Regions from separate parts of the Homo sapiens genome. Here region 1 is linked to region 2. The links are chromatin loops, found by intact Hi-C in ENCODE. Cell type or tissue: CD4-positive, alpha-beta T cell. All regions are shown on one strand. Links, peaks and the distances in the headings refer to the core of each region. The heading gives the core; the rest is flanking DNA.

Region 1 (4,388 bases), core at 66-4,065, 59 kb before region 2:
CCAAGGGGAGAAATGTTTGTTTCTGACAACACAAGCAAAATTCTCTCTCCTGCACGCCAAGGGGAGAAATGTTTGTTTCTAACAACACAAGCAAAATTCTCTCTCTCTCTCCCTCTCTCTCTCTCTTCTCTCCTCTCTCTTTCTCCCTCCTCCTCCTTTCTTTCTTTCTCTTTTTCTTTCTTTCTTTCTTTCTTCCTCCTCCTCCTCTCTCTCTCTCTATCTCTCTCTCCACCCCCCCCCCCTCATATTTGGTTGTTTCCCCTCTAAGGGGCCACTTTCAATATCTGCCTGTGAGCCCAGCTGTCTGGCCCTATGTAGCATTGGGGAGACAGTAGACTTAACCCAGCGAAGTTTTCTTCTGTTTGCTCTTGCTGTGCCCAAGTTTCCTCTGGACTTGTCTTCCAGCGTCGGGGTGGGGGCTGGGGGAAGTAGGCAACCTAGCTCTGCCTGGTTGCTCCCTGGAAGCCAAGTCGAAGTGAACAAGTCAGTCCCAGGCCCGGAAATAGAATACAAACCCTCTTTTTGTCCGGTGCTAACAGAGTCCAGCAGTCAGAACTCCCTCGCGTCTCACGCTGGACCTGACCCGGGGCGCCGCCAAGTGCGCAACGCACAGTCACAGTTGGTGACTAATTAAGGACTGCCGCCCCTCTCCTTCACCTGCTACAAACTCAGAGCCCTGACTTCTCCAGAAGTACCTACCACTTGGAGGTGGCTCTCCTTCCCCGCCCCCTGCCCCAGTCCCACACCGCAGCAGCGCCTCAGCACCGCGACTTGCCGGAGCACCGCGAGTGGCGCGCGGGTCCCGCCTCCCCCGCGCGCCGTGACTCCCTGCGCACCGCTGGTACTCTCGCCACGCCGCCGCCCGGCACTGCAGCACCAGGGGGAGGAGGCAGGCGGAGGAGAGGAGGAGGACCGCAGCGTGCAAGCCGGGAGCCACTTTCCCGCCCCTCCTCTCGCCGCTGACACGCTCAGAGGAGTCACCACTCCGCGCGCTGCAGGCGAGAGTGGCAGACGGAGGCAGCCCGGGGAAGCGAGCCGGAGCGGCGCCCGCACTGAGGCGGCTGCAGTGCTGACACCACTCAGGGCAAGGGTGTCCGACGGCTGGAGCGGTGAGTGGGGGAGGTGAAGCGGGCATCCGCGGGGAGACTTTCCCCCGCTGCTGGATTTCTCTTCCCGACTGGTGGCCGGGCGCTGCAGCCTGGGGAAGTTTTTGCAGCCTTTCGGAAGCGCAACTTTGCCCCGCCTGCCCCCGGGGAAGCGGCTGCAGGTGCCCGCTGCTTTGTAGGCGCCTTTGTTGGAGAGGGACCAGGAAAGTAGGGGTAAAATAGATGCAGTGACCCCAGGGTTCGCTAGGGTAGGTCTGGGGACTGGGTCGCACTTTATCTGGGATTCCCAGAGGAGGTGGGTGGGCAGCAGCGGGGATGCAGGGGCCGCATCTGCAGCGACCGCCACGCTCTTTTTTGCTTGTGTGGTTTGACCGGCAGGGATAGGCAGATTCAAATCTAGCAGCCTAGAGCCCCGGGCTGGGTACCTGGACCTATACCTTCATAGCTGCCTTAGGCTCAACTTTTCGGCGGGGATCCCTCTGCAGACGTGCAGGTGGCGGGAGAGCAGAGGTAGCCGCAGTAAGTGCTGAGAGAGCCTGAAAGAAACACCATGAATTTTCAAACTCTCCCACATACATTCCCGAAGCGCCTGTCTGGCGTCTAAGAGAGAGCAAGAGAGGGCTGGAGAGCAGGGGAGCCCGCGGGGCTGAGGCTCTTTGTCAGCGCCTGCACTTCCTACGTTACAACGCCTTCATTCAGCAAAAACCTTTTGGGCGCCTGCTGTGCGCCAGGCCAGGCGAAGCAGACCCGAGGCTGTGAAGCTCAGAGGGGAGAGGGACCAATCGCAGTAAATAAGCTACCGAGGTAATCTTAGATGGCGATGAGGGCAGCAAAAGCCATCAGCCGACCCTCTGACCCTTTCTCTTAGTGGGCTTTTCCCCTTCCGCCTGGGTTCTAGAACTGGGAAGACTTTTCTCCAGAGCGTCGCGGGGAGCGCCCCGGGCTGGGCCCACGGGGACTGCGGAATACGGGGATGAACTTGGCTTGGGGCAGCCAGCACCCCACGGCAGATGAACAATCGGGAGCAGATCTGTGGGCGTGCGGGGACCTTAGGCGGCGCGCGGGGGCGGGGGGAGGGGCTGAGCCACGGGGGCTAGAGGTGCCGCCTGGACGGCCTGAGCTGGGGGCGCTCGCGTCACCTTCTACGTGTGCGAGTGATGCAAATGCAGACCCGCGAGGGGCGGGCGGGGGTGGCGGGCGGGGGCAGGCGACGGAGTCTCCGTCTGGGAGCGCGCGTGTGTGCGTCAAAAGCTCTGGGTTGATGGATGCCCCGCGGCGCGCCTGGCGCGGAGAGCGGCGACCCGGCGGGGCAGAGGGGGGCGGGAGGACTGCGGCGGCGCGGGGCGGCGAGGAAAGCCCCGCACGGCCTGGGCTGGCGGGCAGGCGGCTCCGCAGTGCGCCGCAGTGCCGGGAAGGAGCCGCAGCTACCGGGCGCTCCCCGGGGGACCGAGGAGATGAGGCGTCTTTTAAGGCTCATGAGAGCCTTAAGGAGATGAGACCGGGATGCCGTGATGGTCTCCTCTCCCGCTGAACCTAATCCCTTCATACTTAGCTGACTGCTAGCGCGGTAGCTTCCGTTTAATTCTTATCCTTAATTCTGAAGAATGTGGCATTAATCTCTCAGGCGTTCACTCATTTTCCATGGCAAGTTCCGAAAGGCCTCGTGCTCGTGGGAAGTTTTCATGTGAACGCCTAGGTGTTGAGGTTCGTGAGGTTCTGTAGTGCCAACCCGTTGCGCCACCATTCTGCAGGATTTTTGGCAGGAGGCCTGGCCTCTAAGTGAGGTTTAAGAATGTCTTACAAAACAATATGCCGCATTCCTCTTTCATGGCATAAAAATACGCGTTAAAAAACACTACTGATAACGCATTCTCTGGTGGAAAATAATAAATCAAATCCACGATCCATTTTATTCTTTTTTTTAAAGACCACTTTCTGGAAACCCAGTGACAAAGTTTTTCTACTGGCTTTACTGAAGGAGCCCAAATCTGCAGTATGTAGGCAAAATGAATGAAAGGGGACGGGGTTGGGAAAAAAGAAAGAAAGGAAGGGAGGGAGGAAGAAAAGCAATTATCAAGGAACCCAGAGACACAGATGCTAGTCACCATTTCCCCAAATATTGTGTTATGTCACCTTGGGCAGGTTACTCACCCTCTTGGGTTCATCTTCCACCTCTGAGAATTGTGAAAAATAGCTTATACTAGCTCTTATGTACCTTACAGGGTTGTTTTGAAGACAAAAGAGATAATCTCAGAGAGCTTTGGCTTTGGAAATACAAATTTTCCATGAATGGAAAATATTAGCAAACAAAGCCCCTACACACACACACACACACACACACACACACACAGAATTTTCTTTTAAAAAATTCTAGAGACTTTTCCCAGCATTGTTTTTTTAATGAAATTTGGCCCTCAATGTGAGCAAATGCAGACAGCAGACTTTTCCTAACAGTCTAATATGTAATCCAATGCCATTAGCTACTGACTGTCTGGAGAAGGAAAAAAAGAAGCTCTGGATCACATCTGAGTGTTTTGTTCATGTAGTGGAGAAATCAGCTTTATTTTTCATGACCCAATGACAGTGAAAGTAGCTTCTCTGATCTGAGCAGCAGACTGGCCTAACAGCTTGTAGTAAAACTCCTATTCATTATTAACCCTATCATATTCCTTAAGTGTGGAAATGCTTCAAATAATAGGATCCAGTTCCCAGTCTCCAGGAGATTACGGCAAAGGCATCATAATGTGCAATATATCACGTGACGACAAGTACCAGAAAACCCATTTCCTATAATTAGGAGTGTTATCTCTTATTCTTAAGCAAACTTGATGACATATTGTATGAATAAAAGCATGTGATTTGTCAAAATGGCTCCTTAACCAGCCCACTGTTGTTATTCATATTACTCCAGATGACGGTAGATTTCTGTGAGTAGTGAAAGCAAAATGCCTCTTTTTCTGTGCAGCTATATCAAGGGAAAACCTTCAATACACCAGCGTATTTCTTGGTTCCATGTTGGTGAGGTTCCTGTTTGACTGTGGTTCACAGCATACATAGTATTCTCCATTTAAACACAAACTCATCATTTCAATGAAGTCTGTTTGTAAACCCAGGAAAGGCAGCCCCTGGCATATATAGTTTTGATGCAACATTGCCACATTGTTTTCAATCTCTGCTTTGCTTTTTCAATCTCTGCACAGTTGAGCAACCAGTGTAAAATGTTGCAGTGGTTTGAATTTGGAGGTTTTTTCTTTATTTGAGACAGCTAAAAATAACAATGGG
Region 2 (4,388 bases), core at 75-4,074:
GGAAAATATCCTTCTGCCACCCTGAAGGTCACTGAGGGTTTTCCATAATACAGCTCTGAACCTGAAGGCAGATTTCTCTATTTCTACACTCTGAATCATTGTATCCCTATATCCTAGAACACTCTAGGATGAGGATTCTGATAGGAATCCTCACTAACGCTGAGAGCACTGGCCTTACATACATTGATCCAGTCTGAGACTCTACCTAAAGTCACTGGAGAACTTGCCGATGTATTTCAGGTTGGAGAATTTGTTCATGTGGACTTCACTTTAAATAAGGCAATTGAAGCCAGGCGCGGTGGCTCACACCTGTAATCCCAGCCCTTTGGGAGGCCAAGGCAGGTGGATCACTTGAGGTCAGGAGCTCAAGACCAGCCTGGCCAACATGGTGAAACCCCATCTCTACTAAAAATACAAAAATTAGCCAGGCGTGGTGGTATGTGCCTGTAGTCCCAGCTACTCAGGAGGCTGAGGCAGGAGAATGGCTTGAACCTGGGAGGTGGAGGCTGCAGTGAGCCAAGATCACGCCACTGCACTCCAGCCTGGGTGACAGAGCAAAAGTCCATCTCAAAAAAAAAAAAAAAAAAAAAAGTAAAATTTAAAATATTAAAAAATTAAAAATAAATAAGGCAGTTGAATTGTTAATTATCTAACAATTGGATCAAGCCAAATATAATAATACAGACTCATAGGTTTGATTTCAGATTATCAGTATGCAGTTGCACCCTTTCATGTGAAATCTAACATCCAAGTATTCTCACATAAACAAGAGCAAGGGCCTTTAAATGGCCTGAGATTACTGCTGAACACTTCAGTGTAAGAAACTGTTCATCAGATTCATCTTAACGAATTAGTCTGATAAATTACTGATTAAGTATTTCTAACACACATATTTGCAAACCAACATTTTTACCCTAAATTTAGAAATTTCTTTTTGGCCTGTAAGATTGTGAGAGAAAAAGTAAAAGAAGTAAATGAGTGTAGTTCTTACCTTTAATTTCAAAATTGAGGTCTCTAATCAAATTGAAAATGATGAGGAAACAATGAGTTTTTCCAATTAAAAATTTTTTTACTGTAAGGAATTTGCTTAAAAATAGAATTTAATGATCTTTAAATTATTTTCACATCTCTCTGTCTTGATTCTGTTTAATGTGCTTATAGTCATAACTGCAATTATGTAAATACAGATTAGTTCATCTTTGCTAACTTCACATTATTTCACATAAAGATTTTGGAGAATCAATACAGTGTGTTGTGGGCATCAGTGAGTATATGGTCATTCATAATTCACTGTTCCAGTCCCTTGCTTAGCCATCTGTTACTGAGCATTTGAATGTATCCAGTCCTTTGCTTATTATATGAAAATAATGCTCCAATTAATGTCATTATTAAAATTACTCTTTTGTTTGGGACATTTAGTTGGCATGTTTTCCCCAAAGCAGGAGTGAAAGTTACTAAAGAGTATATGATATTTTAATTTCTTTTTTAAAAACATTAACATAAGTAATACTGAAAGAAGAAAATAATATGGCAAATATTCAATAATTTTGGAAATGCCAGACAACACAGGCCCAGGGAACAGTCAAGGCTGACTAGGAAGTCCTTTGCATATTCTCCAAATATGGTATCTCTTCAACTTTTTCTTTTCCTTTTTTTTTGAGACGGAGTCTTGCTCTGTTGCCAGGCTAGAGTGCAGTGGTGCAATCTCGGCTCACTACTGCAACCTCTGACTCCCTGGTTCAAGCAATTCTCCTGCCTCAGCCTCCCAAGTAGCTGGGGTTACAGGCACCTGCCACCACACCCGGCTAATTTTTGTATTTTTAGTAGAATGGGGTTTCACCATGTTGGCCAGGATGGTCTCGATATCCTGACCTCATGATCCACCTGCCTTGGCCTCCCAAAGTGCTGGGATTACAGGTGTGAGCCACCACGCCTGGCTGGCCTCTTCAATTTTTTCTTAAGGAAATTGGTTGCAATGATGATGATGAAAAGGCATTAGTGTGCCCAGGGGAAAACATTAGTGGTCAGATGATGAGACACAGAGAGACGATAAAGGTGTCCCATCTTAGGTACTTACCCTCCAAACACTGAAGTAGCCCCTAATCCCTTACCCCAGAAACAAGTTCATTCTCCCACGTCCAACTCTATGTTAGCATTTCTCAACCGGAGCCCTAGTAACAGGGACAGGTCTGTGCTGTGTGACACTGTCTCACACATTGCAGGATGTTTACTAGCTGTGGCCTCTGTCCACAAAATGTGAGCAGTGCTTCCCAGGCATTCCTTAAAACATGTGCCTTACCACACTCCAGACAAGGCCTCTCAAATACATATTTCTACCTGACCCCCAGGAAGCAATAGGATCCAGGACTCAGGCTCTGGTAGTGGTATTACCACAACAGCAGTGGAGACTGGAGTTCAGTGTGGGGGAAACAGAAGAGTTGTCTCTTGTGCTGGCTTTCTGCCTTCCTAGTAGTGGTTCTACATCTTCTAGGATTGTGGTTTTAACATCGAGGATCTTCTACTGATCTTGACAATGGTCTTGAATTTTTTCAAACTAACGAATATGTATTAGAAAATCAAGCTGGTCATCAACTGAGCCGTTCTTGGAGTTGTAGAGCTTAGAGAGGAAAGGTGATTTAGTGCTCACAGAATCAAAAACCCTAAATTTGAAGAAGAGAAAAACTGAAGTCAAATAAAGAGGAAATGATTCACATAGAGGCACATGCCATTACCAGTGAGGTAGGAATAAAAACTTGATGGCCTAATTTTCAGACTGGGATTTTCTTCATCCAAAAAGTGCACAATCTCAGTTGGTCGTGGTGGTTACGCAACAATGTGAATGTACTCAACATCACATCATAGTAAGATGATAAATTTTATGTTCTGTGTGTTTGATACAATTAAAAAAATGCAGTGTTCCTATGCATTTAGGAATGAAGAGCTATTTATCAATATTGGAATATTGCTTATTTCTGCAATAAAATTTATTTTTTCACTGTAAAGACCGAGCCTGGAAACAGTGAAGCTGACAGCTGAGAAACTGCTGAAAACCCTAACGAAAGCACTTTCCAGATCCAACTTACCTTGTGGGGCTGCCATGTAAAATTGTGCAGGTTGTGACCTGCACAAAAGGACCTGGGTTTGTGGAAGGGGTGGGGTTGGAATCCAGCCCTTTCACTCACCATTCATCTTGGTTTAGGGCTGCTTTTATTTATCTGGAGGAAAGGATGATCTTTGCTAATTCCTCTTCCTTGAAGGAGCTCCTTTACGTAATTAATCCACCCAGATGAATCTGCCTTTTCCCAATTCATGTAGAAGTGTCTTCTGTGCCAGGAGGCTCTGTTACTTGATGATCAACTTTAGACAGTGGGGAACCTGAGGAGATACAAAAGGAGAAGGGATATAAGAAACCATGACCTTACCCTTCCAAGAACTGAGGGCAGATGCAGAATATTCAGAAGATGAGAACCTTTTAAAGGGAAAATGTAACTAAAGTGCAAATATAATTCAGTAAATATTCATGTAAGCAGTTACAGTTCTGGATTTTAAGTACAGTCAGATTGATAGGAGGTTTTTTTTTGTTTTTTGTTTTTTTAGCAAATCATGTGTCTAATTAACTTAAAATATTTGGGAAATTCTGAGAAATGAGGGAATTTTGAGTTTATAAGTACACTGCATGTTAATGACCCAGAATAATAGAATTGGAGAGAATGGACCATCTTCTCTAGCTGAGGCCCAGGCCCAAGAGAAGAGCTCACACAGAGCAGAACTAAGCTACAGCCACCAGGGATTTTGTGGGGAAGATTACCTCCATACTGGGAGGGGCCCATGCAATTTGCATCACCATAGCTGCCCTCTCCAGGAGTTCTTGGGAGAGCAATTCTGTTTAGGTACATAGCAGAAGAGCAAGCTCCTAGAGTGGAAGTTAAAGGGGCTGCTTAATGTTTGGTGTGTACTTTGTGAGGTTAGGGAGGTAAGATGTTAAAGTCAGATGCTGCTCTACTTAGTATGGGATGTCAATAAGGTACTTACTTCAAAGTAGGTACTGGAACATACCTTTCTTCTAAGAGACTAAGATTTTGTTGTTGTTCTTCAGAGAAGCATTTGTGGAATATTTCTGTAGTGCTTGAATGGCCAAAGATCAATAAACAAAATAAATTACAGTCCTGGTGGATTTTAATATTTAAATTTAGATAATTATGATGTCCAAAGAGAAGAGAAAGAGATGCTTTAAGTCATTACCAAAAATATCTTAGTCCTTGAGAGGGATTTGCTGAACCAAAGTGAGAATGAAGTCTGTGTGTCCCCTTTTCTGCAAAGAAGCTGACGCCACATGATGCAAAGGCCTGCCCTTAACCCAGTTAATATGAACATGGCATGGCACCAAA

Evidence for each region. Hi-C counts contacts between places; a loop is a spot of excess contacts. Peaks named below come from ENCODE experiments on the same cell type or tissue, not always from the same donor. Only the 100,000 strongest peaks of a DNase experiment are listed, where the experiment ranks them.
Region 1: a loop joins it to region 2, with 9 times the contacts of the local background. A loop is called at or near these places in 1 of 110 quality-filtered maps.

Annotation. Positions count from the first base shown.
Region 1 is chr5:76,082,404-76,086,791 of GRCh38, forward strand. SV2C (synaptic vesicle glycoprotein 2C) reads left to right here and starts at 980. Exons shown (of 13, transcript NM_014979.4): 1 at 980-1,109. It overlaps SV2C-AS1 (SV2C antisense RNA 1), which reads right to left and starts at 1,014. Exons shown (of 2, transcript NR_183290.1): 1 at 516-1,014. RefSeq lists an enhancer at 1-344. In CD4-positive, alpha-beta T cell, for the core only: no CTCF peak of the experiment used is centred there; DNase peaks (open chromatin) are centred at 908 and 2,308; H3K4me3 peaks cover 505 bases; H3K27me3 peaks cover 2,316 bases.
Region 2 is chr5:76,141,255-76,145,642 of GRCh38, forward strand. The region is part of intron 2 of SV2C (synaptic vesicle glycoprotein 2C); the gene reads left to right. Among named protein-coding and RNA genes, the nearest start is that of SV2C-AS1, 60 kb to the left of the region's middle. In CD4-positive, alpha-beta T cell, for the core only: no CTCF peak of the experiment used is centred there; no DNase peak of the experiment used is centred there.